Linked DNA regions of Homo sapiens: regions 2, 3, 4, 5 and 6 are each linked to region 1. A link is a loop called in an ENCODE intact Hi-C map of the cell type or tissue named here. Cell type or tissue: OCI-LY7. All regions are shown on one strand. Region 1 holds the start of SLITRK5 (SLIT and NTRK like family member 5). Region 2 overlaps LOC105370300 (a long non-coding RNA gene). Region 3 has its middle 33 kb from the start of LINC00397. Region 4 has its middle 350 kb from the start of LINC00430. Region 5 overlaps LOC105370302 (a long non-coding RNA gene). Region 6 has its middle 330 kb from the start of MIR4500.

Region 1 (5,000 bases):
CTTTGGCAGTTTCATCCTCACGGTGTTTGCAGGGTTTTTTTCTGTATCCCTTCCCCAGATGCGGCGCACAATCGTCATTAGTTGGAACTCTCTATCACCGACATCCTTTGGGGTTTCTGGGGGAAGGGGGGGGCGGGCAGCAACCGCGTCGTTCTATGCCTGTGGCTTGTCCTGGCAGCCCGGTGGCTCTAAAAAAAACTCCGAGAAAGTTGCGTCTTCCTCCCGGGCGCCGAGGAGGTGGCAACGCGGTAAGCAACACCGGGTCTCTGAGACAGCTGCTCCGGAGCGGGTGCAGGGCCCAGTCCAGTGCACTTGTTTATTGTCGCGCCTCTGGTGCGAGCCAAGCTGCAGCAGACATGATGGGCCCGGGGCGAAGCGGGCGCTCGGTGGCCGATAGATGGCAGCCGAGGGCGAAGGCGTCCCTGGGCTAGGGCGGCGCAACCGGGGCCCCCTTGGATGTCACATTCGTAGGAAGAGAGAGAAGTCTTGGACCATGTGTGTAATTCGAGCGTGGGACTGTGCAATTCTCGGATTGGGAAAGGGAGGAGTGGAAATAACCCCGGCAGTGCCAGGCTTGCTGGTGGTCAGGAACAGATGATTCCAGCCCTGTGCTGATCGCCTGCCTTCCTCCTGCCATTCAGAATGCTGCTGTCTCGTGTACTTACTGTTAAGGATCCTGGAAAAGGGAGTGGTTCCTCCTAGCTGCAAACAAGGGCGCTACTTTTCTTTTCTCTTTAATAGAATTACGTTTTATAGGTGTGTCTAGGCAACACAAGGGAATGTGAAAGACTTTCAGAGGGAATGTTTGTGAATACATCTGGTGTGTACTAAAAAGCTGGAAAACCCCTAAGTAAATGCAATATCGATAGAAAGCGAGTTTCTTGAAGAGTCATCTGCTAAACTCCACTAGAGTCATCTCTACAGTAAGTATTCTTGGGTCTTTCCATGAAACCAGACACTTCCATCCCCAAAAAGGGGTCTTTACTTTCATAAGACATGTTTTCAATATTTGTAATATTAGACCTGCCGTTCATCCCGGGTATAAGAGAAAAGTTGATAATAGTAAGTGACCCAGTGCAGGCTGAGTGCACATGTGCCTGTTCCTTTGATAACTATGTAGTTAGTTTCTCCATGTAAATATATTTTACCCACTTTATTTTGCAATTAATTACGTCTTAATTATTATTGATATTGTTTTATTCTTAGTAATATTTGGGATAATACTGTGTTATAATCTGGTTAATCATATGTTTAATATTGATATAGAGTCTGATAATATGTCTATGTTCTGAGATGTATATATATCTCAGGTGATGAACATTGCAGTCTCCTGAGGTACTGCAATCTTTTTTGAACTTTCCCCTGCGTATGTTGTGTGAATATATATATTTTTACTTTATACCATAAAAACTTTATTTGGAAGCAATTTTGTTTAAGTATGGGTTATATTCAAGGGAGAGGAAGGAAAGAAGTAATATGTAATTTCAGACAATAAAAACAAAATCTTGTAATGAACGTTTCATTAAATTTAGAAGCATTTGACCTAGGAATGATAGCCACTAGCTGTAGATACATTGCATCAACAAATATAACTTACACGTCATCCACAAAAGGCTTATTTCTGTATTTTTTATTCAGTCATTAACTTTTAACATTATATAAACATTTCAGAAAATTTATTTTAAGTTTAAAATTACTTTTATATTTTCAAAATGAAATGAAATATTTAAATTTAAAATTATATAGGAATTACAGCCAGAAGCCTTTGGAATATAAATATTGAGTCCTATCAGAAACATAATTTTCAATATCGATTAACTTTGTAGAAGTTCTTAAAGGTCCTAAATTGTCTTAATCGATTATTGATTTTTTCAAAATAGCTGAAATAAAGCTGTTATATTTTATCACTGTTCTAAATCTTTATAATTTCATTCAATAGCAAAGTTTAATTCATGGTTTTGTATTATTTTTATTTTAAATATTTATTGTTCTAATTAAAGGAAATATTATTCAACTAAGAAGTATTAAATATGTTTGGAATTAGTTTAGGTTACAGTTTTGTTAGAAACACTTATGCTAATAATCTAGTTTACCTCTTGTGGTTCAAATAAGTAAATGATGAAAACTTTCTGCCATTAACTCAACATTAAGGATGGTCCCGGAAGCCACCATTACCTTTTGCCACTAGGTGTCTCTATAAGATGCTCTGCAAGAGAATGAAATTTTAGAAAATACTGTGACTTGAACAGTTCAGAACAGAAAAACACAAGAGGGAAAACATCATAGATATAAGGAAAAGCCTCAGTTATTAATCTGTTTCTTTATTTGCATTGAATGTTGACTATTGCTTAGAAAATATATAAGTGAATTACATAAGAGTGATCAAATATGAGCCAAAACTTTTACCCACATGAACAAATGTATCTATGTTTTAGTCTATACTAAGCAACACATGGTCATATGTGTATACATGCTTTCAGACAGCACTCAGATGCATGCACTTAATTACATAGATACATTTGGCCATTGTAAAATTAAATGATTGATCAAATATATCTCCCCAGAATTAAGTCTATTAATATTAAACATTATTTGATGGAGTTGGATGTGAAAGTCACATTTGTCCAAATGTTTGCAAATATTTTTTTTTCATATTAGAATTATCTATTGAGAGGGTATCATCATAAGTGTATATCATGTAGGGAAATATATTTGACATTTATATTGTAAATATAATTGTCATTATCAATTATGGCCATAATTTGATACCTGCAAATTTAAATTTAAATTGAAAACATAAGTAGCATACTTGCCACTTAAAATTGACCATATATTTTTGTAAATTTATATTTATTAGTTTCTAGAATTATTATTTTAGTGCTTTATGAACACAGGAGGGATTCTTATATTAAGTACATTTTTTAAGATAATTCTTATCACATTTGCGTATCACTGTGTGTTATCATTAGAATTTTAAAATGCTTAGTCAAGAATTATGGTGCTTTAAGAAACAACCTAATGAGGATTATAAACAAGGAAATTCTTTATTAATCATTTCATGACTTCATAAGTATTGATCAACATCTAAAGCCAGTAGAGCTTGCAATTTGTTGTTGTTGTTGTTGTTGTTAGCCTAACTGGTGAGTTAAGATTATGGAATTCTAATGCTAAGTTTCTATTCCTCCATAGTAATGGCTAAGAAGTCTGTTCAACTCAATTTAATAAATGACACATTTTTCAAGTCTAAGTTAAAGGGCATATGTCTTTAAAGTTTTTGAAATTGAAATTATATATATATCACATTCATATATATAATTATATATAATATATGTTATATGTATATCACATATCTAAAAGGAGAAAATGAAAGTTTCTCCTGGAGGAAAATAATGAGTCACCATTTATGATTGTGTCTCTATGAAATTGCTAAATTAAATAACTGTACAGCATTTGTCTTTGACATTTTGTCTAATACATTTAAAATTAAAAACAAACATCATGCAGTTATATTTATCAAATTAAAAATGGCCAGCAAATCTAATTTTGCTGAAATTATTTATTCACTTACAGACTTAATTATTCACAGCCTTAGAAATAGACTCTCAGAGGCATTACAAAAGAATATACAAAAAATAGCCAATTTTCTTCCTTGCCTCATGCAGTTCCTTGCACATACACTCGGATATTTTTTGATATAATTACATATGAAAATATCCTTTTTGGATAACCAATTGGAAATATCTACAAAAATATATCTTTGGAACACTACTTTTTCAGAAAGTAGCCTTCAGGTGTGCCAAAGTAAGATATATAAAACACTATGTCAGAAGATATGTAACAGATGCTTGCATTTGAAAATGAGTAAGAACAAGTTAAATGTCTGACTCACTGAAAAGTCATACACATCCTTCTATACCTTAGAATACTCTTCTACTTTAAACAACAGTTTGTATAGGAATACTGTTTTGCCATTATTAGGAGTATATATAGCATTACCTATAATTTGTGAGAGGCAGACTTTTTTTCTGGAAAGAAATTAATACACACAAATCTAATAATAGTGGTTACCTTTTGGAAGAAGACTGGCGTCTTAAATAGAATGGGAATTTATTTTTCATCGTATGCTCTTTTTTTTTTTTTTTTTTTTACTATTTTTGTTTCTTACTGTTTTAGTTTCTACTACAGTTTGTTCAATTTTGCATACACATCCCCAATAAAAATTTATAAAAATGTGCACTTGAAAAATAAGAATATTTGGAGGGGTGATTTAAGAGCTTAGGAAGAGTTCAAGATGATTTCCTTAAATTAATCTCTATCCCATAGTTCTCAAATGGTTTTATTTTTCATGGCACATTATTATCACTGGAGACACTGAATACATTTCTAACTATGAGTGTCAATTAATTAGTTACAATAATTTCTCAGCATTACTCATATATGACATTCAATTCTAGCTACCAGTATCAGCTAATAGAATGGTAATTAATAGAAGCTAGCTTTGTTATCTTCACACTATTCAGAACCATGCTGTGTACTGGGAACATCAGTTTTATTTGATACTCTGGTGAGTGAAGAGGAAGATCAAAATGGCTCTGTAGAGAAGATAAGTAATTGCACTTGAAGTTGTCAGCAGCTGTTCTTTACTGTTTACTGAAGAAAAGTGAGTGTGTAGTTGTGACATTTTAAATATACAAACTATCGTCAGACCCTGTTAGAACAAAGGCTACTGCCATCTGGCTTATACTAGCATTGAAATGCACACATTCCACTGGAAATGAAGCAGTTTCACAATGTAATCAGATTAGCTTTTCTATGTAACTCTCTATTAGTGTATGATTTGTCTCTTGGGACCCATTGGTCCTTGGTTCTCACACATCTCTAGTCATTTTTAGAAAATAAGTCTAAACAGGCATTATGTTATGCCTGTGTTTTCTGGGTTATTTCTGTTGTTTTTTTTTTCAGAGAAAAACAATTAATTATCCTAAAACAGTTAAATTACA
Region 2 (5,000 bases), 800 kb after region 1:
TTTTCTTTGTCAGACCAAAAAAAAAAAAAAAAAAAAAATGGGGTTTGGACTCAGATTGCCTAGGTTTAAATTTTTGTTCCACAGTGGCTGTGTGATCTTGGTCAAGTTCTTGAAATTCTCTGTTCTTCACAATTGTTGGCGCTAAAAATTGAGGATAAAAACAGTGCTTACCTTATAGTGTTATTGCAAGAATTAAATCAGGTATTGTGCATAAAACTAAAACTAATAGTTCTCATAAAACTAGAACTACAACTCTTACATACAAATCATGTCACTGATTCATCAATAATTGCATGACATTTTACTATAATACAATATAAGTAATAGTATATTTGAATAACACCAATTCCATTGTTATTTTGAAAAACATCATAGGGAAAGAAATCATACTGATATTAAAATAGTGTCAAATTCTATGTTTTGAGCTGAAATTGTGGGGATGAAAAATGGAATACAAAATAAATGCATGAATGCAGAACCACACATTATCATGAACAGTAACATGGGCACAAGACAAGGCAACAGCTTTTAATCCTATCCTCTTCAGTTTCAATGTCATTTCCTCCTTTTGTGGCTGGGTTGATTTTAAATTTGTTGCATTATTATAGAGAGCATCAATTTAAACTAAGGAAAATATCACTTACCTTCTATATTGTAACACATGATAAGCACTCCATGCATAGTATTATTGTAACATTCTTATCATAATATATTGCTGTTTTCTTGTATAGTGGCCTCTTACATCTTATGCATTATCACTCCAGTCTCAGGATACTCAATGGGTAAATCTTCAGACTGTTTTTCTTATTGCATATATTTATCTAATATCTCAATTGATAATATTGTGCAAACCTCTATAATTAGCATAAAATGATTTCCTTTTATTTCATAACATAGAAAATATATGTTTAAATTTTTCCATAGTACTTTATTTGAGAAGATATTTTTACTTCAGTAAAACAAGAATTTGCAAATTCTCTTATTATAGAAGGAGTATGTTAAAGATAATGTGTCCAGACATTTTAAAGTTATCATCTCATCTTAATTCTTAAACAAGTATTTGCAAAGTTTCCTGAACTTGGTAATACTAAAATGTAGTTGTTTCAGTTCCTCTAATTAACAAGTAGTTATTAAACACAATTTTGTAGAAGCAATTTTTTATTAGTTTAGCATGTGGTATTCTAACTAGATTATATACAAAGCGGAAGGATATTAAGGAAAGAATATAGGAAGAGTTATTCCTTTAAGAAAAGTGACCGATTAGGGAACTCAGGGAATATAATTATTTAAAAAAATGTAGACATTACTCAGTTCACTGACTATAAGTAAACTGTAAAGAACCATTTCTACCACCAAGGCATGTGTGCGTTTGTTGACAAGGAAAATAGAAGTAGGAATATCTGAGAGAATTTCTGGGAAAAAGAAGTGCCTCTGCCTGAGACCGAGTCTCGATCTGTTGCCCAGGCTGGAGTACAGTGGCATGATCTTGGCTCACTGCAACCTCTGCCTTCCAGGTTCAAGCAATTCTCCTGCCTCAGCCTCCTGAGTAGCTGGGATTACAGGTGCCCGCCACCACACCGGGCTAATTTTTTAAATTTTTATTACAGATGGGGTTTCACCATGTTGGCCAGTCTGGTCTCAAACTCCTGACCTCAGGTGATCCACCTGCCTCGGCCTCCCAAAGTGCTGGAATTACAGGCGTGAGCCACTGTGTCTGGCCCCTTTTAGCCAGTTTTTAAAAGGCCTGTAATCCATAACCTCATTATCTGGCTTGCCCCAAAACTGTGGCAAAGTGTCCTATCAGAGATTCACTATAAACTCTTAGAGTATTAAAAAGCAAAGTAGTTTAATTTTAGTCTTGTCCTCATCATATAAACAATTTTCCCAAACAATTTTCCCAATACTTGTTGTAATCTAGTATTGTTAAAGAGAGAATAATTATTCAACAATACTTGTTAAGGTATTGTAAGGCAGACTTTATTCAAAACCATCACAATTGGTACATATGAACCACAGCAATGGGATTTTGCAGTAGGGGAGAGAGATTGGACTCCACTCTGAATATAGCGTGGGCAGGTGGGACTTTATAGCCACAGAGCAGGGTGGAAGTCAGTGGATGAAAAATTACTAATAGGACACATCAGGAATTAGAGGTATTCTGGCTACACTGACCTAGCAGGATTCCTGCTGAAGGCAGGCCAGGGCGATCAAACATCTCCTGGAGGACAGCGAATGAAGAACCCGATTAAATATTTTGGGCGATTAGACATCAGGGAGAGGGAGATTGATTCTAGCTAACCTGATTTAGCAGGGTTCTTTGCTAAAGCTGGATTTTGCAAGGAAGTGCACAGGCAGGCTTAGGAAAAGTTTCCGGAGGCTGACTAAAGTTTGGTCAAGCAAAGAATCTTTGTCTGTATGAAGATAATCCAAATTTATGCACACCATATGCTTTGGACTCACTTTATGGTAAAAGCTGAAAATTACTGCAGCACAATGGTGATTTGTGATCAGAAGAGTCTTAAAAGGGCACAGCTTCAGCTGGTTTAAGGAAAACGATGTGTCTGCTAAGGACTAGTAGCCATGAATGATTTTAGTAACCTGTATGCACAAAAAGAAAAATGACTGCCATCCTAAGACATTGAAAAAAGCATAATGTATTTCTTTTACATTTCTCAAAGATTTTGCCGTTTTTGTGCCTTAATCCTGCCACCTGCTGGTGTTACATAGAACTGAAAAGAAATGGCAAAAATATTTTAATATGAATTTTACAGGAAACATACAATTGTTTCAAATTGCTCTAGTATAGTAACTAATGTTTTTCAGCAAAGTTAGTGTTTTTCTTAGAATATATGCCTCTTTAAAACATTATATTAATATACTCAGTGAAGGAAAATATGGAATGTTAGCAAGTGTTATGTTAATAATTTTCTTTTTTTTCATAGCTGCTTTGAGGAGTTGATGTATAAATAAAAGATTTTTTCACCAAGAACTAAGAAAAGTATGCACAGTAGCAAGGTATTTTTATAGGAACTGCAAGTAATGAATTCAAATGTGGCTTTCAAAACTGTTACTTTTTTTTAAATGAATTCTTATGTATCTTTGGTTTTTCCAGCTTCTTGGCTTCCCATGCCTTTTGTGCAAATATGAGCCAGGAAATCTTAGCCACAGCAGAGCTATGTGAGGAGATGCTATTGTATCACTGCTATACAATGATCATACAGAAGACTTGAGCTAAATCTGTACTGAAAGAAATTATAGGGAGACTGTGTAATTACGGTTTGCAAGGAAACCTACATGATTATAATTTGAGAAATTTAAAGAAATTGTTTTTTTCACATTTGGGGACACAATTTTTGTCTCATGAAAACTGATTATTTTTCCTTTTCAGGAGAGCAAAGACAATTATATACTCAGAAACATAATTGGTACAATACTGATTAAAGGCAAAAGACACTTTAAGAGACTGCTTCTTAGTCATGCATTTTTTCTTTATTATAGCAAGAGACTGTCTTAGAAAAAGGCAAAAAAAAATAAAAATTTCAGGGAATTAAAACAAATTCTTCAGTATAGTTTATGCCTCATTTTTTAGTCTTTAATTCAAATTAAAATTATGTTGCTGACTAAATTGACATCTGTAAAATGCAAAAAGACAGTCATATTTTCTTCAAATAGTTTCACATAATGTGCGGCCTGAAACAATGTCATTTTAGCTAGCACTTTGTCAAGGAAAGTAATCCAAGAAAACAAAAGGGAACATGAGGAGTGAGCAAGGAATAGAAAGCCAATGTGCAAATAGGTTATGGAGAGGGCTGGCTCCGTGGCAACTGATGGAAGATGTGGTAGGAATGTCCTCTAAGAATCCCTGAAACTCCCAGGAAACTGATGGGAAAGACTTGATTCTTCAGCTCTAGTGTCTGATTTGTAGGTGTTTTACTCCCAAGATGTTACATGTCAGGCACTTCTGAGTTGTGCATTCATAGATACCTCAAGGCAGTAGCTGAGATTCACATGGTATGGATATGAGGTGAGGTCCTTTCAGTTGCACTTGCATTAATTAGTTGGAACACATAGTGATTTGATCACTTTAGCAGCAGCTTGAACGAGACAATGATAAGTTCAAGAGCTTCCAAAGAGGTATATAAAAGAAGTGACAGGTAACTCAATATTCAATATTTATTACATAATTTAAATTTTATCTATAAGTCATAAAACCTTAAAAAAGGGAACTGCACATTTCAGTTACTCAGACAGATGTATGGTATCATATAGAGAAGATATGTGAGCATCTGACTATCATTCAAGAGTTACAGAAGGAGGCCTGGTGCGGTGGGCCACACCTGTAATCCCAGCACTTTGGGAGGCCAAGGCGGGCGGATCACCTGAGGTGGGAGGTCGAGACAAGCCTGACCAACATGGAGAAACCCCGTCTGTACTAAAAATACAAAATTAGCCAGGCGTGGTGGTGTATGCCTGTAATCCCAGCTGCTCAGGAGGCTGAGGCAGGAGAATTGCTTGAACCCGTAGGCGGAGGTTGCAGTCAGCCAAAATCGTGCCATTGCACTCCAGCCTGGGCAACAAGAGTGAAACTCTGTCTCAAAAAAAAAAAAAAAAAAAAATTAGAGTTATAGAAGGAGAAATATTTAGACAAATCTACACAACAATGGCCCAAAGTGTTTTAGTTTGTGTCTTTGTTAGTTTGTTTTTAATATGTGTTACTTTAGAAATGAACATTTCAATTGAAGATGAGAAAGACATGGCAAATTACTTTTAAATAAATATATTTAAAAATAATAAATATATATTATTTCACATAATAGTAAGCAACCAAATTGCTGTGTTTTTTTATATTTTAATGTGGCCTTTCTTGTTTATTTATATTATATCTGTATCAGTTTAGAATTTGAGACTTTGAAGGCACTACTCATATCACTCCTATATAGCTGTCACTAACTTTCTTCTCTCTTGCTTTCGGTCATTGTGTTCACGGCCTTAATGGTCAT
Region 3 (5,000 bases), 110 kb before region 1:
ATAAAGAGTTCATTTTTTCAAAATGGTGAATCACAGTTTGAAGGTAAGGACTATGCAGTTAGAGAAGTGCTTAGAAAGATTAAGAAGTTAGAGAAATATTGGACACATTTGAGAAGGGAAGTCTCGTAAGATCATGGTGTCATATAATTGTATGATTATGGAGCGACTTTCAAGGCGACCCAGTGAATATGGGTGGGAAAGTATTACTTTTTGCTCTGAGGAAACAAGCACAGAGGAAATGAGCCACCTTGAAAATGAGCCGGCAAGAACTATAATAAATTATGGCCATCCCTGGTCTTATGGAAAAACATCTCCTTAGTGGAAAGATTCAGACCAGGGATATGAAGGTGCATAATATTCTTTTGAATATTCATTTACTCTTGCAAAGCCAAAACTTGCTCATTTGTTCTATCTCACCAAGGTGGCCTCACAAAACTAAAGCTAGAAAAGTTGATAGGAAATACAAATGTCTACCACCACCGCAGAGAGGGAAAAATGTATTTATATCTGACAACATTGCTAGCTCTAAATGTGGTAGAGCAAAAATAAAAAAAAAGTGAACTTAGATTAGATAGATTAAACTGCTAAAAGCTCAGTTGAGCTTTCCACAAAGCATAGGGAGTAAAAAGAAAAAATTAATAAATTAAGGCATAGCTTACTATTGCAGAAAAAAAGAGAGTAGAAATAAATGCTACTTGAGGCTGGAAATATTCAAAAACTGAAGAAAGACAGCCAGGGCTTTGAGATGTTTTACAGAGATACTGGTCACACACACGCACACACACACACACACACACACACCCCTATTTTTGGTACTATCCCAATAGCACACTCACACAAAAGAAATCTTAAGATCTGGGAACTGGTCCACAATCAGTGCAAATTTCCACACACTGCTAAAAGAACATATGCCTCAAATACCACTTTTTGAGTGAGGAGACAGCATGAGTAAGTGGATGACAGTCCTGGCTCTAGCTATTGAAGAGGTATCTGCTGAACAGCCATCAGAGTGGGTATCTACTCAGGTATCTCAGGAAGCATCTGGAGCTTCCAATGTCAAGGAGTTTAAGTTTTAGAAATGAATTTTATGTTTTACTGTAACAAGGACTATGGAGTTTGATATTTTCATATTTTACATTTATGTGTGAGTAAGAGCATTCAATTTTTGGATCGTGATTTTTTAAATAAACTCCATATAGGGAAAGAGCTTAAATTCAAATGTGCAGAATGTGTGGCTATTATCAGGTTATTACAATAGTAATTATTTAATCTCATCTATTATTTCATCCACTACTACTTAATTTCATCCCATAATCTCTGGTGAAGTACGTTGAAGATAGTGGTCATGCATAATTTGTGTTGAAAAACTAGGAAGAAATATTCAGCTTAGCGTTTAGCAAAGCCTTTAAGTTACTTTAATGAATGACTTGTTCTAACCCAGTGCTTCTCCAGCTTTAATGTACATAAGAATTACCTAGGGATCCTGTTAAACTGTATAATAATTAGATCTGGACTTACTGTGAAATTCTGCATTTCTAACAAGCTCTCAGGTTATGCTGATGCTTCTGTTCTGTAGCAAGGTTCTAACCCATTCCAAAACTCTCTGAGTCAAAAGCTATAGTCTTGCCAGTGAATTCAGAACTATCACAGAAGAAACGCTGGCATTAGGGCAGTGGCCTTATGACACTTGGAATAGGACTTTTCTAATAAATCACCCCCATCCTGTACTAAAGAGAGCTGCCACAACCAGGGCTGATTATGGGGTTGTTTGTGCCAACAAGTAAAAAATAATCTGAGGAGTGTTAGAGAAGAGTTAGTTTCCATTCCTCATATTTCAATAAAAGAGGAACATATGTAAATACATACCTACTTCCTAACGCAAGAAATAAAGGTATGGAAAGATTGTACTCTGCTTTCTACCTATCCTCTAACCCAAAACAGAGAAGTGACACATTTGCTTCAGGTTCAGGGTCTTCCAGGCTCTGTAGAGCCCCCTAGCCTGCCAGATGCCTGCTTTCTCAGATCTGTAGAGTAAGCTTTCGCTGGCCAAGAAGGCCATCGTTGCTCAGTCCGACAGACATCAGGTAGACCATTCTGTTTAACACTGAGGTGAAACATTTCAAGTCCAGGTGGCTATATTCTTAAAGCAACACTCATCAAATAGCTTTATCAGCAATAAAGATGCCATTTTTCCCCATCTATCTAATTCCAGTTTCTTATGTCTCAGAAAGTTTCAAATTCAGGAGGGGAAAATAGAACTCTTCATTAGTGACCACCTAAAAGACCAATGGTAAATATAATAGGTGTGAAGTGCCTCCTGATCTGTTCTTTATCAGAAGAATGGTTTTTCTCCTGACTCTAACTGCCACTGGGCTGAGTCCAGAGACCAGATTTTGAAAGAAAGAAGTAAAAAATAGGGTGCTCCTTTCTTTCTCTGTCTGGATTTTTAGTGGAAGAGGACAATTGTGGTAAAGTGATAAGGTTCCCCTACTTAATTGTTGCTTTGTCTATTAGTCCCCAATCTTAGCAACAGGCAAGTTTTAAATGTAACCAAATATGCACTCGGAACCTGAAGCACATGGAGCAAATGTCCTGTTTGCCTTGAACTAGCACAGAGAAAGAGTCCAGGTTCATTGAAGAACTTTGGCTTCTACATCAGTGCCACGCCCACCAAGGTGCTGGAAAGATTACACAGACAAGGAATGAAAACCTTTGGGGGAAGCAATGAGTTAAGATACAGATGCAATTCTATGCCCCCAGTCTCAACCTGTGTGTAGGGAGCAGGCAGCCTAGAAATAATTGCTTACTTCACAAAGTCAATAGGAAGTGCTGACTACATGAGCAAAAGGTTAGAGCCCTCGGATGGAAGAAAAAAAAAAAAAGGCTTATGAATGTGAGGACTTTAAGATCAAAGGCAAATGGAGAAAAACCACAGATCCTAGCAGTAGGTGTCAGTATATCCTGCAAAATACAAACATGACCTGTCCAGAGTCAGTGGCTACTTGTCTGGCCCCTCATAGCAGAAAATAGCACAGATACAAAGGACGTTCACCGATCTGAGATCCTTTTTAACCACAACAAAGGCACAGTAAGACCCCTGATATACACGGTTGCCATTTTGGGGAAGAGAAGGCGGGACACAAACTGAAAGAGACTCATGTACATAAAAGGAACTATTTAAACCAACACTGGTGGGGAGTTGAACTATGAATAGATGAACTATGTTAACAGGAAAAGACTGATACAGTTAACCAAAATATGTATCTTTAGAAGTGGCATGAGGTTCAGAAGAAATACCAGATCTGTTATGGGATAAATAGAAGCTACATTTTACATATTGACCAAATATGAAATAAACTGAGAATGAAAATATATTAGGGATAAAATATGGAGAATAATCTAATATAGAGAATCTAATCTCATACTAAAGGCATTTTAGAAATGGACAGCAATGAAAATGAAAGGCAGGAAATTTAAAAAAATAAGAATAAAAGCTAAAGAGAAATGTGGATCTTAAAAGTGTTTTTGCCAACCACACACACCCACAAAATTTATGTCTTTAAATATTGCTGTGAAATTCAGCATGTCAGTAATATGGGAATGATTATAAGATAATTTATAAAGAAAAAGCAGATTATCAATAATATGAACAAAAGCAGATGGGTCTCAGAATCCTTATCGCAAGAATGTATGTTGGATGACAATGGAGCAAGGCACTTCAAATTCTGAGAAAAGTTTTTTCTACTTAGAATTGAAAACTTTGACAAATTATCAATAATATCTAAGCCAGAACAATGGCATTGCAAAATTCCAAAAATCAGAAATCTATTTCTGGCACATCTTTTCCTAGTAAATTAATTATATCTCTCAAAAAATTTTAAAACAGAGGAATAAATCAAGAAAAGGTTTTGAAATTCAACCAATAATAATTCTGAACCTGGGGATCATTGGAAGAAAATTCCAGGATAATAATTGAAGCAGGAAAACAGAGTTCTCTGGGAGGGATGTCATGGGCATTTTTAAAAAGTTATAATATGCATCAGAACAATTATATAATTCAAAACTAGAAAAAAATATAATAAAGCAGATTAGAAGAAATTCAGTGAATTAATTTGAATAAGTGTATTAGGTATTAATATATTATACGTAGTTAATGTTATATATCTAATATTTAATGAGTAATATAATTGAAACTGATATGATATTAATGAGGAGAATGCACAAAACTAAAGGTTAAAATATAAAGCAAATTAAAATGTTGCATTATTTGGAGGAATGAATGGCATCTATGTTAGTCCAGGTAGCCAGAGAAGTGGATGCCATGACAAAATTAAACCTGTATTTTATTAGGAAGAATGATTGTAAGAGGAAATGAGGAGGAAGCTGGGATGACTGGAAGAGCATTCAGAGGGGAATGCAAGTCTGACTGTGAGTGAACAAGAGGGAAGTAAGATTGGTGGGAGCATCTTTGACTGCTGAGCAGTCGAAGGAAGATACAGCAAGTGCTCTAAGAAGACCTTGAGCCAAAGCAGTGATCAGAAGAGTCTCATGTGTCCCGGAAATGAGCCTACCTTAGTGAGCATCCCACACTCAGTCATTGCCCAAAAGCAGCCCCTGCAAGCCTGGCACAGTAGCTGGAATCCTTGGTTAATAATACATTCCCTACAGTTGAAGGTTTACAAGGGTCATTCTCATGGTTACCATAGGATGGAAGAAAAATAATTTGGTCCTAAGAATATTCAATGTTGACCAGTCTGGTGATGAAGACATGGTAGTCAAAGAAGAACATGTAATCCAAGCATGCCTCTTGGCTTTGCAGTAGAAATCTCATGTAGTCATAATCAAGCTAAATCTCTTCAATTGTTTTAAAATATAAAAACCAACCACACAGATTTAAAAAGTTAGTATGTTACAGAATAGCTGTTTTCTTACAAATGTAAAAATAATACTACAAATGTCAGAAATAGAATGGCAGAAGAGGAGCAAAGAAGGAAATGAGG
Region 4 (5,000 bases), 410 kb after region 1:
AGAGCACAGAGAAATGACTAAGGCAAAGTTTGAAGGATTAAGTTAAAGACCATACCTCATAGACTATAATACAGAAAATTGGGTACAGTGGGAAAAATACATTTCACAAAACAATACAACTATAAAATGTTTACATGCTTATCTCAGCTTTATCTTTCTTTAAAGAAAAAAATGAGTAAATTCCCTGAAAAGTTTTTCCATTGGTTGACCTTCAAAATAGCCTGGGACCTGCTTTTCTACTATTTTCATGGTCCAAAAAACACACACACATATAAAAGCACACATATGCATATGACGGAAGTTTCAGGCATGCATAATTGCCACTGAGTTCCCAAAAATATAAGCTCCCAATAAAGAATTTTTTAAATGAATTACAGTATACTAAAGGAAAGAAATCACACTAAGTCAGCAGTAACTACAACCAACATAGGTATAAATAAACATAATCCAGGTATCAGAACTTTCAAGCCTAGTATATGAAATGAATATAATGCAGACATACATAATTTAATGCAAGAATTAATAAAAGCATGAGTCAGGAGTAGGAGCCTATTACAATGACCAGGAATATTGAAAGGTAATATTATTTATCTCAGTTTCTTTCAGGACATCTACTCATTAAAAAGAAATAAGAACAAATTCATTTTGGGGCATATTAATTGTAACTGTTCCTGCGCAATTTATTGAATGAACAAATTGCTCTGTATTTGTCAAAAATCTGTTGTTCAAATATGTTTGTTGTGTTTCAAGTTCTCAATTCTTTTGAATAGATCTTGTTTTCTATCCCTAGATAAAACCCCAATGTCTTAATAACTGCAGCATTATAATAATGCTTAATGCCAGGTAATGTTAGTTCTTCAACTTGGTTCTTCTTCAAAGATATTTTGACAATTCTGAGGCCTTTGAATATTCATGTAAATTTTTGAATCACCTTGTTAATTTCTACTAAAAATCTTTTTGTGATTTTAACATCTATTCTAGGAAAACTATAAACAAACCTGAGGAGACTAGACACTTTCACTATATTGAATGCTCTGACTCAAAAAAAAGTGTATCTCTTGTTTTATTTAGGGATTTTAATATTTCTGTCATTAGTCTTTTTTTTTTTTTTTAGTTTTCAGCTTAAGTATATTTCATGTCACTTTTGATCTGTTATTCCTAATTATTTCATACTTTGATGCTATTGTGTTTTTTTTAGCATGAAGACAATGAATTTTTAATGTTGCTACATTGTCAATACTAAACATTACATAGTTAGAAAAACATCTAATGAATACAAAAATAATTTTTTGATTTATATTTTCCATTTTTTTCTACCCATAAATACATTTTGTACTTACGCAAAATACATCCCTGTAAGAATAACTAGGTCTTTTTCTTTTAACTTTCTCATTAGTGCATAAGCTTTTTATGAGTATAATAACTGTCAGTATTTGCACAGCACTTTGTAATTTATAGAGCATATTCACACTCACTATTCCATTCCATCTTCCCAACTACCCTCTCTGTTAGACAGGGAAGATGTTCTCCCAGATTTACAGATGAAGATGCCATGATCGACATCCATAAAGTTTGTACCATCAGAACCAGATCTCAGGCTAGAACAATAAATTTCTGGTTGTTGCTGGTATACAAAAATGTTATTGAATTTTCCATATTAATATTATGTCCTGTAATTTTGCTAAACTCACATACTGGCATTAATAGATTTTTTTTGGTAGATTCCATGGACTTTTACATGAATGATCATGTCATTTGGAAATGAGATGGTTTCATTATTTCTTTCAGATATGAATCCCTTTTATTTCTTTTTCTTTCCTAAATGCCCTTTCCAAAACTTTCAACACAATGTTCAGTAGAAATGATGAGAGTGTATAGCTTTGCCTCGTTACTGAACTTAGATGGAAAATGTTCAGTGGTTTGTTTTATGCCCTTTATCAAGTTGAGGAAGTTTCTATTCCTTGTTTTGCTTGTTTTTATTTAAAATAGGTGTTGGATTTTGTCAAATTCTTTTATTTTGCTTTTATTCTTCCCTCCCTCCCCTCCCTGCCCCCTTCCCTCACTTTCTTCCTTCCTACCTTCCTTCCTTCCTTCTTTCCTTCCTTCCGTTTTTTTCTTCTTCCTTTTTTTCTTTTCTTTTTTTTTTTTTTTTTTTTGAGACAGAGACTCCCTCTGCTGACCGGAGTGCTGGAGTGCAGTGGCATGATCACGGTTCACTGCAACCTCTGCCTTCAGGGTCCAATCAATTGTCCTGCCTCAGCCACCCGAGTAGTAGGTAGGATTACAGGCAAATGCTACCACACCTGGTTAACTTTTGTAGTTTTAGTAGAGACAGGGTTTCACCATGATGGCCAGGCTGGTCTCTTGAACTCCTGAGCTCAAGAAGTCTGCCTGCCTTGGCTTCCCAAAGTGCTGGGATTACAGGAGTGAGCCACGGCAACGGGCCTATTTGTTCTTATTTAGACGTTTCAAATAGTGATTTTTATATGTTGATTCTTGAATGTTCACCCAACTTGTATTCCTGATGTATTCCTGATATAACACTTACTCATTATGTTTCATCATTTTTATATACTGAGGTATTGAATTTATGAAAATTGTATTTAGAGGATTTTTAACTTTCTTCATGCAGGATATTTGATGTAGTCTTCTGTTCTTGAAATGAATTTGCTAATGGTATTAGGGTAACACTGTACTCATGAACACAGCAGAGATTCCTCCTGATTAATTTTCTGGTAGAGTTTATGTAGAATTGGTATACATTCTTTCTTCAATTTTTGGTCGAATTAATCACAAAAGCCATCTAGGTTAGGACATTTCTTCGTGGGAAAATAGTAAAATCTTTGTAATAGATATAAGAATACTCAGGTTATCTATTTTTTCTTGATCAAGCTTTGAATTTATGTATATTTCAGAAAATTTGCCAATTTTATCTAAAATTTTAAATTGATTGCTATGAAGTTAATGATATCTTCTTATTCTATTAATCTATAGCCATATCACATACTTCATTCTTCATAGCGGTAGTTTTTTTCTCTTCTTTTTATTCTGATCAGTCTCACTATAAGTTTATCTATTTCATTATTTTTGCAGACTCATTTTTTCATTTCAAAGATGCTTTATTGTTTTTCTGTATTCTAGTTTAGTTCCTGATCATAATCATTTTTTTCTCCTTATTTTGAGTATAGCTTTTGATTTTTTCTACTTTACTAAAGTTTGAAGTTATTGACTTCAGAAGTTTCTTTTGTCTAATATGTCATGCTTATTAATATTCCCTAAAGTATTGTTTTGCCAATTTCTGTCAATTTGATTATGTTGTGGGTTACATTTTCCTTCATTTCAAAACACATTCTAATTTACCTTTTACTTTTTTCTTTAATCTTGAATTATATAAAAGTATATTATTGACCGGGCGTAGTGGCTCACACCTGCAATCCCAGCACTTTGGGAAGCCGAGGCGGGCGGATCACGAGGTCAGGAGATGGAGACCATCCTGGCTAACAGGGTTAAACCCCGTCTCTACTAAAAAAATAAGATAAAATAAAATAAAATTAGCCTGGTGTGGTGGCAGGCGCCTGTAGTCTCAGCTACTAGGAAGGCTGAGGCAGGAGAATGGTGTGAACCCGGGAGGCGGAACTTGCAGTGAGCCGAGATCCTGCCACTGAACACTCCAGCCTGGACGACAGAGCGAGACTCCGTCTCAAAAAAAAAAAAAAAAAAAAAAAAAAAAGTATATTATTTTGTTTTCAAATACTTAGTGATTATCTAGATGCCTTTCTTTTATTAGATTGTAAATTATTTTTACTGTGGTTAAATAAAATACATAAGATAACTTGAATTCTTTTAAATGCATTGAGGTTTTTATGGTCCAGAATATGGCCTTTTTATTGTTCTATAAATTATTGAGAAATTATTTTAAAATATCATGGATATTTCAGGCTGTTTGTTGATATTTAAGAATATTGTCATCAATTCTATAGCTTGGGGCATTTGTGCTTGTACCATGTCTTACAATTCACACACAATTCTGAAACATTGCAGTCCATTCTCCTACAATACAGAATAAAATCTTACTATAGATCGATTGTTAACATTTTCAATTTTCTGCCTATGGGAAATATTTTATAATTTATTTTGCATTTGATAGGAAGCAGGTTGAATATCACCTTATAAATATTCTCTTGCTATAAAATATCCATTGACTAGGTGATTTTTTTTCAAATTGGAAAGATCTATGACTACATTGGGAGAAAAGCTAATTTTTTTCCTCTAACTTCCTTTGCTTACTTCCTTGTAAGCTATAACACCGTATAGTGAGGTGAATGCTTATTATCCACTCATGCAAATGGAGCCTTGGAGCTGCAAAAGCTCTGTCTACTACATGTCCCTGTATTTACTATTGCTTTGCAGAAGAATACTAATCTGATGAGTGGTTATGTCAGGAGAAATTGTCATTCAATTCAGGAATAGCCCTTTCTTTTTATCTCCTCTTCATTTTCCTCTGATCCTCTGCTTCATTCCATGTATCTTGCCAAGCTCTATATTCTGTAAAGCCTGGTGTTAAATATCAGCTTTACAAAATTATATGTAGACCTCATTAAGTCAACTTTCTTATTATCCTGCTGGTTGTTAAAAAATTTCAACAGAAAAGACATCATCTTTCTTTTCTTTTCTGTTTTAGTTTTTTCAAGAATTGATGGTCTCAGTGCTGTATCTCAGTATTTTCTGAACACACACACTTTACAAATGAATTGTGCTATCATCATAAATTAGCGTAGTGAACTTTCTTCAACTGATAATACATTTGCAAATATTTTAGGGGAATATAGGACCCTTCTCCTGGTATAAGCTAAAGTCCATTCTCTAAGATTTTATCTTTGCTATCCTACACAACATTTACTAAGTACTATATTCATTATAAATTTATTTTCTCCTAGCTTTATTGAGGTATAGTTGACAATTTTAAAAAATTATGTAATTAAGCTGTATGCCTTGATGAT
Region 5 (5,000 bases), 260 kb after region 1:
ACTATCTATCACATCAGTGGTTCATATTAGAACTTTGTGGATCAGAGTTCCTGGTTTCCAGGGTTAAACTGAAGCTGGATTACATAATGTTCATCCGTGACTACCAACTTTTATGTTATTGATTTAAATTTGTAGAAACTTTCATATCCAGAAACAAAGAGATGTCAGAGTATACTGCTATTAAAGATTCAAAAAGTGGCAGCTAAGGAGTTAAAAAAAAAAGGATTTGGCTAGATTTAATATAATTCTTATCCTAATCCTCAGATAATATGGCAGGGGGGAGGAAGAGAGGGGGAGAGAGAGAGAGAGAGAGAGAGAATATGAATTTGAAATTAAAGACCCTGAAGGTAATTTTTTAGTGACAGGTCTTTTACTAAGTTTCCTTTACTTCCTCTTTCTGTACATTTTGACATCATAACTTCTTCTTTTATGAGCATAATGTTTCAAATAAAATATTTTTAAAATCAAGTACTTCTATTGATCACTTTAGTCAGAAGATCTACTAAATAAAACTAAGTGCGTAATCATTATTGAGAAGTGTGATAAGATGATATTTAACCACACTAAGGACATTGGCATTCTTACAGTCATAACAGTCCAGTTCATTTAGAAATATTTAGAAATATGTTGCACTTTCCATCTTGTACATATTATCATTACTAAACAAACTGAAATTGTCTTCTTTTCTCAGGTCCTAGAATGAGAACATCAAAAATATTGTAGAAATACACTTATAGCTTAAAAATATGCATATTCCTTTCCTTCAATATTTCATTTCTACAAAGTAAAGATTCACCTCTTAAGTACGGCAATTTAACTGTATTTATTACTAAAAATGTCATGACAAACGATCTTAAAAATATAAAAACACATATATATGCCATGCTGATTTGAAATAAAATATGTGTGTTATAGGTTTGCATGTATGTTTAGTTATATATAATATATAGATATATATGTACATGTACATATATATGTATATAAATCTATACATATAGATGCACAAATACTTATATGCATACACATATAGACATACACATAATATCTTTATATATAAAAATATATGCACTAATCAAAATATTAAAAATGGTTATATTCAGTCTATTATTGATGGGCATTTGGGTTGGTTCCAAGTCTTTGCTATTGTAAACAGTGCTGCAATAAACATATGTGTGCATGTGTCTTTATAGTAGAATGATTTATAATCCTTTGGGTATATACCCAGTAATGAGATTGCTGGATCAAATAGTATAAATAAAATGTGATACATATACACCATGGAATACTATGCAGCCATAAAAAAGGATGAGTTTATGTCCTTTGCAGGGACATGGATGAAGCTGGAAACCATCATTCTCAGCAAACTAACACAAGAACAGAAAACCAAACACTGCATCTTCTCACTCATAAGTGGGAGCTGAACAATGAGAACACATGGACACAGGGAAGGGAACATTACACACTGGGGCCTGTCAGGGGGGACTAGGTGATGGATAGCATTAGGAGAAATACCTAATGTAGATGATGGGTTGATGGGTGCAGCAAACCACCATGGCACGTGTATATCAATGTAAAAATCCTGCACGTTCTGCACATGTATCCCAGAACTTAAAGTATAATAATTTTTTTAAAAATACATATATATATATAACTATATATGTAATATATAGTTATATATATAGTAAAGTGGTTATACCATGTTCATGTTACTTTTTTTATTGACTAAAGTTTAAAGTATAGGTTATGGTAACTGAAAAAATATTCATTTCTATTTTAATATATTCAAGCTGCAGAGAATTTGGATTTAGGGTTTCTCACAATGGGATGATGTAGATATTGAAAACGGTCTTAGTAATTGTTAGGTTGTACATTGTTCTTAATGAGTATTTCTGATATAGTTCTCACAGTGACCTCTGTGGGAAGCCTTAATAATAGCTTGGAGGTAACCACTATTTGCCTCAAGGTCTCCTATACTCTAAAGAACAACCCAGTTATACAATCCTCAGGCTCTAAGTCCTGCGGATCTGGTGCCGCATTCTGCAAGTTTCTGTAAATCACCTTCATAAAGCAGTAAAATAAAAATGAATTTATTTGATTTACAGTTGGGTAAAGACTGATTATAATTATGTTATCCAATTTAATGGAAATGTTTGTCAAAGAGCTATCTGCAGGATTACTAACTTAAAATGATGGCAGTATAGTGTACATAGTTAGAAAGCATTTACAACACGGTTTCTCATAAATAAATCAAAGACGGAGTTAAATCTGCTGCCTTCGACACATAGGTGGTTATAGGAGGATGTGGATTCTGATTTTTGCTATGTATTTTGAAGACACAAGATTTACTAAGTTGAAATAGGACCTTCCATTGTCAATACAATTTCTAAGGTAGAGCAATGTGGAAATAGAGAAGAGGCTAAGAACATGAAAACTGGGAAAGGGAAAATTATGTCTACAAGTCAGTGGCTCAAAAATTAGCTAGACTCAAGTTACTAAGGATGGATATGATAGTGATGTTGATGAAGAAAGTAAAGAAATTGCAAATCAAACATGAAGTGTGAAAGATAAGTCTGAAAACAGATATGAGTAGATGGAGGCATGTATGTGTGATAGGGAAAACGGTTCCCCAAAGATTTCCACACTCTAATCCCTGAAACCTTTGAATGTTTATATCTCGTGGCAAAATAGACTTTGAAAATACAACTGAGGTCACTGGTCTTACCTTAGAACCTGAGATTAGTTTATATTATTCAGACGGGAGCAATCTAATCACATGTACCCTTAAAAGCAAACAACTTTCTCCAGCTGGAAGCAGAAGAGAGCAGGAACGTTGGACAGATTTTGAGTTTAAAGGGACCACATGTAAGAATTAGAAAGGGGCTTGTAAGAGCAGAAGACAGCCCCCAGCTGACAGCCAATAAGGAAATGGTGACTGTAAGTCTTCTTCCCTCAAGGAACTGGATTTTTTTGAAAACTGGACTGACTTTGGAATCAGATTCTTTCTGGAGTCTCTTGATGACACAGTCTGTTGACACTGATTTCTGCCTGTAAAACTTTGAGCAGAGAAACTAGCTGAGCCAACACAAACCTATGAACTATGATATTGTGAGGTCATAAATATGTGTTAAAAATAAAAAAAGTGTTTTAAGCCTCTAAGTAGTTATTAATGTATTAAAGTAGCAATAGGAAATTATACAGTATGATTTGCTAGAAAGGAACAAGGTTCTTATCACAAAGGAACAGCATGTTAGAACTGGAGAAGGGTGGTATGGGTAACAAAAGGTGTCTGTGTGTGCATGCATGCATGGATACGCACATGTCCATATGTACATGTGTTAGGCAAATACATGGTCACTGCAAGGGAGTTAAGTCAGAATATTTCAAAAGGAATAATAAAAGGAGTAACATTAATGATGTCAAAACATTTGGGTAATGACAATTAAAATTAATGATGTCAAAAAGTTTGGGTAATGACAATTTTATGGCAATTATTAAATTGACTTTTGATATGTAGTCACCCTAAAAGATACGTTAGTTGACGGACATTCATAAAAAGAAAAGTCTTCATGTGAAACAGGTGTATTTTTTTTCTTCTCAACTTTTATTTTAGATTCAGGGAGCGCATGTGCATATTTGTTACATGGGTGGATTGTGAGTCGTTGAGGTTTGTTGTATGAATGATCCTGTCACCCACGTAGTGAGCATAGCACCCCACAGATAGATTTTCAACTCTCACTCTCCTCCCCATGCTAGTACCCCCCGGTGCCCAATGTCTATTGTTCCAAGTGAACAGATACTTTCTGTAACTTTTAAAAATATCTCAGGTGCTATAAGACCGTGGCAGATTAAGGAAGTAAATCAGAACTGCTATTATTCAGATAGAAAAGATGAGCATTTCCTTGCATAATGCCAAGATGTGAAAATGACATGTTGAAGGGAGGATAAAAAGTAAGCCATCTTTGTACTTGAATCTTCAGGAAACAATACTTCTCTAATATCTATAGTACTTGCTTCCTCTTAACTATAGAATTCAAAATATGATCAGCTGTAATTTTATCTATAATTGTAGGTAGGCCTGTATTAAAGATGCAGGCTGGGCAGCTATGCCAGTGTAGCCTTTGCACGTTTTTCTACCTGCTTTATATTCTGGCTGTGCTGGCAAGTGATTAGATTGAACCCACCCAGCTTAGGGATGAGTCTGCCTTTCGCAGCCCACTGACTCAAATGCTAATCTACTTTGGCAGCTCCCTCAGAGACACACCCAGGATCAATACTTTGCATCCTTCAATCCATCAAGTTGACACTAAGTATTCACCATAATATCTTGTTTATATCAGCAACTAATAGCCCTTCCAGAGACCCCAACAGAGCTTATTATCTCCCTTACAGCCTCATCCTCCCAGTTACTCCAGCCAGAAATCCTGGACTTTTCATTGACTCTTTTTTTTTTTTTTGTCTCACATAGTACATCCAGTCCATCATTATCTTCTGTAGACTTTGACTGCAAAATATAAACAGATTATGATCAGTTCTCCGTATCTATTGACACCATCACTTACCCAGACACTATTTCTCATCTGGATTTCTGAAATTTTCTCCTACCTACTCTTGCTGCTGTTGCCCTCACTCTTACATTGTCTATTTTTAAAACAAGACTCATAGTGTTCCTGTTATTTTGTAAGTCAGGTCAAAATATTTCATTCGTGTCAATCTGCTCATGACTCTATCACTTCTCTTATTCCTCAGTGTAAAACCAATGTAATAAAACAGCCTAAAAAGCTTAACTGATCTGATTCCAGTACATTGTTAGACCTGATCTCCCAGACCTTCTCTTTCATTGTACCCCAGTTGTTCTCCCCTCCTTGCTGCAAGTTGAACATTTGCATCTCTTTGTACCCTCTTTTCCCACTCTTTGGGATGTAATGCAACTGGATAACTGCAGATCCTTCCTTTCAGATCTCTACTGGACCTCGATGAGGCCTTCAGTAGTCCTCTGCTAG
Region 6 (5,000 bases), 380 kb after region 1:
CTGGCTTCCATCCTAGCTCTTTCCATTATTAACTATACGAATAGTGTATATAATGTTCAAATTTCCCATTGTTAACACAGAGATGATACCATCTCACAGGACTGCGTTTCTTAGGGCATAACATACTTCTCACTCCAAAGGCTACCTTTAAGGGAGAGAATGTCTCTTCCTCTCCCCAGAAGAGAAATAGTAGATACAATATTACAGGCTTTCCTTGTCCCTTCTTTTACTTCTCATATTTTTCTCTTATTATTTTGGACCTCATTCATGTAGCAACCATTCCTTTTGGTCATGTAAAAAAATAAACGTTTTATGTAGTTTCTATGTAGTTGCCCAGCAGTGTTCTTTCTAGGAGCACAGGGTCATTATGTCTCACAACAAATCTAAATTTTTGATCTCTTGTTAGTACTCAAATTGTTTGATTTTTCTTCCAGCGTGTATATATATATATATATATATATATATACACATATATATATATACATATATATATATTCTAATGCAAAATGACAAGGACAGAGTTTTTTTTAATGTTCTACAACTTCCATGGAAATATATGTTGCAGGAAAATATTAATGGTGAGAAATCTGGTATAACTATATTACTATCAGATGAAGTAGATGTCTGGAGAATAAATGCTACAAGGAAACAGAAATACACTTTATAAAACCAACAATTTCCCGGATATTTTTGGTTAAAAATGTTGTATAATCATCAGAAATATTTAAATTAAAGCAATATGTAGAAAACGTGTTTCTTATACTCAGCTGAAAGGATTTGGACTTTAATTAAAATCATTATGAGGAAATAAGAGATTTGCAAAATGGCAAAAAAAAAAACCCTATTCAATTTTCTTTTTCAAAATGTGAGTATCAGTTAAAGAATGACAGATAACAACAAATGGAAAAGGAATTTAAAGTCACTCTGGATTTCATGTCTTCTGAGACTGTACCTCTCTTCTTCAGAGACTTTAAATTCCTCTCTCTGATCTGTCATAAGACATAGGCATTTTCTTTCTCTCAAAATAATGTCGTTGTTTTTCATATTGATTGTTGCAACTTACACTCCCACCATTAATGCATGAATTTTAATTTGTGCTTCCCATACTGATGAGACTTTGAAGATTTTACCTGAACATGTTGCATTGTTTAATACTTTCACTGACTTTGAACAGATTTTCATAGCTTGATTCCTATACCAAATTTTTCTTTTGTGACCATAAGCTTAGTTTTTTCCTTAGCCCTTATTTTTTTGTGGTTGTCATTGTTTTTCTGCTGTCTTGCTTTATTTTCATTATTTTTTTGCACACAGTTTAAATGTCTAGGACACTATTTCTTGGCTGACATATGTATTACAGTATTCTTTTTTCTGCTGGTTTTTCATTTGTGTTTGAACTTTAATATATTTCCTGTCATAGTTTGTCTTTTTTGACTAGACTTTCATTGTATGCCTCGATTAGATTTTATTTTTGACATTTTTAGGTAATCTATGTATGCAGCTTTAAAAATTTATTTATAAGTTATAATTTTAAAATGTACTCTTCCTAAGTAACTTATTTTTTCTTGCTAATATGAATGAAATTATTTTCAAAATATGTATTATATTTTCTAAATGATTACTATTGGTGTGATGGATCTTTTTGATTGGTGTGTATTGGTGCCATGGCCAGAAACAATGTAATAATTCCCATTCCCATCCTTTCTTCTTTCTGTTTTGGTAGATTCTCCACATTAATGCAAATATTACTAAATTTATTTTGATAAAGTATTAATTACTATAGCATTCTTAATTATGTCAAACTGATACATATTTATTTTTATATACTTTTTAAAAGTTTAAAATGCCATTATGCTTTTGATAAAATAAAAAATAGGTTAGGCCATCTTCTTTTTATTCTATTCACAAAAGCAATTTTTATAAGCTATAAATATTTTGGTAAAATTTGTTATACGTGTGTGTGTATATATATGTGTCTTGTGTGTATATATATATACACATATATATATACACATACATACATATACTAAGAAGGTATCTGAGACAGGTGTCAGTCAATTTAGAAAGTTTATTTTGCCAAGGATAAGAATATGCCTGTGACACGGCCTTAGTAGGTCCTGATGTCATGTGCCGAAGGTAGTCAGGGTACAGCTTGGTTTTATCCATTTTAGGGACATATGAGACATCAATCATATATGTAAGGGAGGACTACTGAGGCAGTGGTGGGGGTAATCGAGGAGTTAGAGGTGGGGGCTTCCAGGTCATAAGTCGATAAGAGACAAAAGGTTGCATTATTTTGAGTCCTTGATCAGCCTTCTACTGAATACACAATTGAGTCTGGCTCACTGAATCCACATTTTTACATAAACAGTAGAGCAGAGGAAGCAATCAGATATGCATTTGTCTCCAGTGAGCCTCTGAGGGAACACTTTGAGTTCTGTCTGTCCTCTTTGCACAAGGAATTTTCTTGTGGACAAATTGTGAGGGAGGTATGTAGTTTCTATCTTTGTAGCAATCTTATTTAGGACTAGAATGGGAAGCAGGTTTGTCTGACATAGTTCCTAGCTTGACTCTTCTCTTGGCTTAGTGATTTTGGGGTCCTGAGAGACTTATTTTTCTTTTCATATGTAGATACATATGAAAATTCATATACACACAGATATACATATATATATATATATATATATAATTTTCTTTTAAAAGACATTGACTTCATGACAGCAGAGGGAGGAGGTATTAACTATAGTTTAATTTTAAGGATTCTTAATCTTAATTTTTTTTCTTCTTGAGTCATTTAAAAATTGTCTAATCCTTTCATATTTTTATAGGCTTTCAAACTTATTTATTAAACATGCCACTGCAAATAGAAATAGTGACCATATCTGTGTTTATCTCACATTTTATTGTATTTTGAAACAGGGTCTCGCTCTGTTGCCCAGGCTTGAGTGCAGTGGTAATAATCTCAGCTCACTGAAACCTCTGCCTCCTAGGTTCAAAGGGTTCTCCTGCCTCAGCTTCCTGTGTAGCTAGGACTACAGGTGTGTGCTACCAAGCCAGGGTAATTTTTGTACTTTTAGTGGAGAAAGGGTTTCACCATGTTGGCCAGGCTGATCTGAAACTCCTGACCTCAAGTGATCCGCCCACCTCAGCCTCTCAAAGTGCTGGGATTACAGGCGTGAGCCACCATATCCAGCTCACAGTTTAATATTTAATGTCCTTAGTCTGTTTCTTTTTCCTTTCTTCCTTCCTTCTTCTCTTTATTTTCTACTTGCTTATCTCTCTAGAGGTGTGTATAAAAATAAAAGTCACAAGTCTCCGCTCTCAATTTCTGGAAACTGCCTGTCCAGAGAATGGGATCAGTGACTAGGTCAGGGGTATTCTGTAATTGACCACTGTTAAGGAAACTAGATGAAAATTACCTCTTTGCTGTTCTGGAAAGATCAAGAAAAAGTGCAGAAGGGTAGGTATTGAACCAGAGAAATAAGCGTTGCTAAATGACATATCTATCTGTGTGTGGCTGACTTATCCATGAGTTATTTCTGAGCTCATACATTCTGTTCTTGCAAGCTGTCAGCCTAGGGTAGGTATTGAACCAGAGAAATAAGCGTTTTTAAATGACGTATGTATCTGTGTGTGGCTAACTTATCCATGAGTTAGTTCTGAGTTCATACATTCTGTTCTTGCAAGCTGTCAGCCTATACGAAAAGATCTGAATTTGTCTTATAAACATCCCATGGGTGATAAAGCCCACCATTGAGGATAGACTGTGTAAACTCAAAGATTGACATAAATTTTAAAATGGCATTGTCAAAAATAAGAACTTATCAAAAAGAAGATCTTTAAAAAAACAACTTTAGAAAAGTCATTTATAACACTCTTCTCCAACTTTGTAGTCTGTACTTTTGTTTGTGAAAGCATTTTCACCTGCAGATGAGCCAAAAATAGGTATCTGATATGAAGTAGAAGACTGCTTGCTCAGTGCTATTGCTTCCAAAGAATACTTTTTGGATGAGCATCAAGACCTTTTAGGGATTGCAAATATTTATTGGAGAAAGTATAACTTGGTGTGTTAGCTGTAGCAGAACTAAAACTCAAATAATCAATACCGACTTATGTGTTTTTTAATGCTCTGAACTCTGAAAAAATAGAGAAATTCTATATACACAATGTGGAGGATTTTAGTCTATCTAAAATAGAATCATAATAAATTCATAAACTGGCAATTTTCATGTTTGAAGCCCATTTTGAGGAATTTATCACTGTAGACCCTTGAAGATTTTGCTTCTCCTCACTTACCTTTTAAATTTTTATGTGGTATTTTGTCTCAGTATGTTATAAAAAAAACAGTGTCTGTAAGGAAGGCCTAAGACTAATGCTCATGCCTTCAGAAGCTAATATTTATGGAAATGAAGATGAAATAGGTGATGCAAAAGAAAGAACACAAAATTTTGCAGAGAATTTTGGGACATGATAACCCTTTATCTAGAATATCACGATGTGGGGAGAAAAAAAAACAAAATTCTTTTGAGCATATATGTGGAAGATATTATACATAGACATATACAAGATCCTGAAGATGAATAAACATTTTACTTCCTGAGTGTGTGGGTATGGTCATGGGTTTGCAGATATTTTCACTAGAGAGCATGACACTATTTTGAAAGACTGATATGGTACAGGATACAGACACTATAACACAATTGTGTGAGCCTTTGGGATGTTAAATATCTTATACTTCCCTTCTCTTGGCTCATAAGCAGTAGAGTTCATGGAATCAGCTGGTGGGTCTGAACTAAGTACTAATGACTCCATCAGCTTTTATTATTCTAACTTGTATCTCTAAGATGAGGTGGCCTATGAAAACACTGCTTTTTTTAAGTTTAAAAATTCTTTTTTTATTATTATTATACTTTAAGTTTTAGGGTACATGTGCACAACGTGCAGGTTTGTTACATATGTATACATGTGCCATGTTGTACTTTAGAGTTGATCTCCGTGTTCAT

Evidence for each region. Hi-C counts contacts between places; a loop is a spot of excess contacts. Peaks named below come from ENCODE experiments on the same cell type or tissue, not always from the same donor. Only the 100,000 strongest peaks of a DNase experiment are listed, where the experiment ranks them.
Region 2: a loop joins it to region 1, with 8 times the contacts of the local background. A loop is called at or near these places in 13 of 110 quality-filtered maps.
Region 3: it touches region 1 in a loop (2.4-fold over the local background); 2 of 110 quality-filtered maps call a loop at or near these places.
Region 4: a loop joins it to region 1, with 10 times the contacts of the local background. A loop is called at or near these places in 10 of 110 quality-filtered maps.
Region 5: it touches region 1 in a loop (2.3-fold over the local background); 4 of 110 quality-filtered maps call a loop at or near these places.
Region 6: it touches region 1 in a loop (4-fold over the local background); 9 of 110 quality-filtered maps call a loop at or near these places.

What each region holds. Positions count from the first base shown.
Region 1 is chr13:87,666,759-87,671,758 of GRCh38, reverse strand. It overlaps SLITRK5 (SLIT and NTRK like family member 5), which reads right to left and starts at 388. Exons shown (of 2, transcript NM_001384609.1): 1 at 1-388. LOC124900338 (formin-like protein 5) reads left to right here. Exons shown (of 2, transcript XM_047430855.1): 1 at 1-923. MIR4500HG (MIR4500 host gene) reads left to right here and starts at 796. Exons shown (of 6, transcript NR_033829.1): 1 at 796-923. RefSeq lists an enhancer at 160-661. In OCI-LY7, CTCF peaks have their summits at 195, 395 (motif pointing right), 1,990 and 2,190 (motif pointing right); DNase peaks (open chromatin) are centred at 348 and 2,158; H3K4me3 peaks cover 1,915 bases; H3K27ac peaks cover 1,072 bases.
Region 2 is chr13:86,868,269-86,873,268 of GRCh38, reverse strand. All of the region lies in intron 2 of LOC105370300 (a long non-coding RNA gene), which reads right to left. Among named protein-coding and RNA genes, the nearest start is that of LINC00430, 39 kb to the left of the region's middle. In OCI-LY7, CTCF peaks have their summits at 2,492 and 2,709 (motif pointing left); a DNase peak (open chromatin) is centred at 2,698.
Region 3 is chr13:87,775,493-87,780,492 of GRCh38, reverse strand. No RefSeq gene overlaps it. Among named protein-coding and RNA genes, the nearest start is that of LINC00397, 33 kb to the left of the region's middle. In OCI-LY7, a CTCF peak has its summit at 2,946 (motif pointing right); a DNase peak (open chromatin) is centred at 2,932; H3K4me3 peaks cover 567 bases.
Region 4 is chr13:87,256,853-87,261,852 of GRCh38, reverse strand. No RefSeq gene overlaps it. Among named protein-coding and RNA genes, the nearest start is that of LINC00430, 350 kb to the right of the region's middle. In OCI-LY7, a CTCF peak has its summit at 2,149; a DNase peak (open chromatin) is centred at 2,212.
Region 5 is chr13:87,401,989-87,406,988 of GRCh38, reverse strand. The region is part of intron 4 of LOC105370302 (a long non-coding RNA gene); the gene reads right to left. Among named protein-coding and RNA genes, the nearest start is that of MIR4500, 210 kb to the left of the region's middle. In OCI-LY7, CTCF peaks have their summits at 1,834 and 2,039; no DNase peak of the experiment used is centred here.
Region 6 is chr13:87,282,819-87,287,818 of GRCh38, reverse strand. No RefSeq gene overlaps it. Among named protein-coding and RNA genes, the nearest start is that of MIR4500, 330 kb to the left of the region's middle. In OCI-LY7, no CTCF peak of the experiment used is centred here; a DNase peak (open chromatin) is centred at 3,018.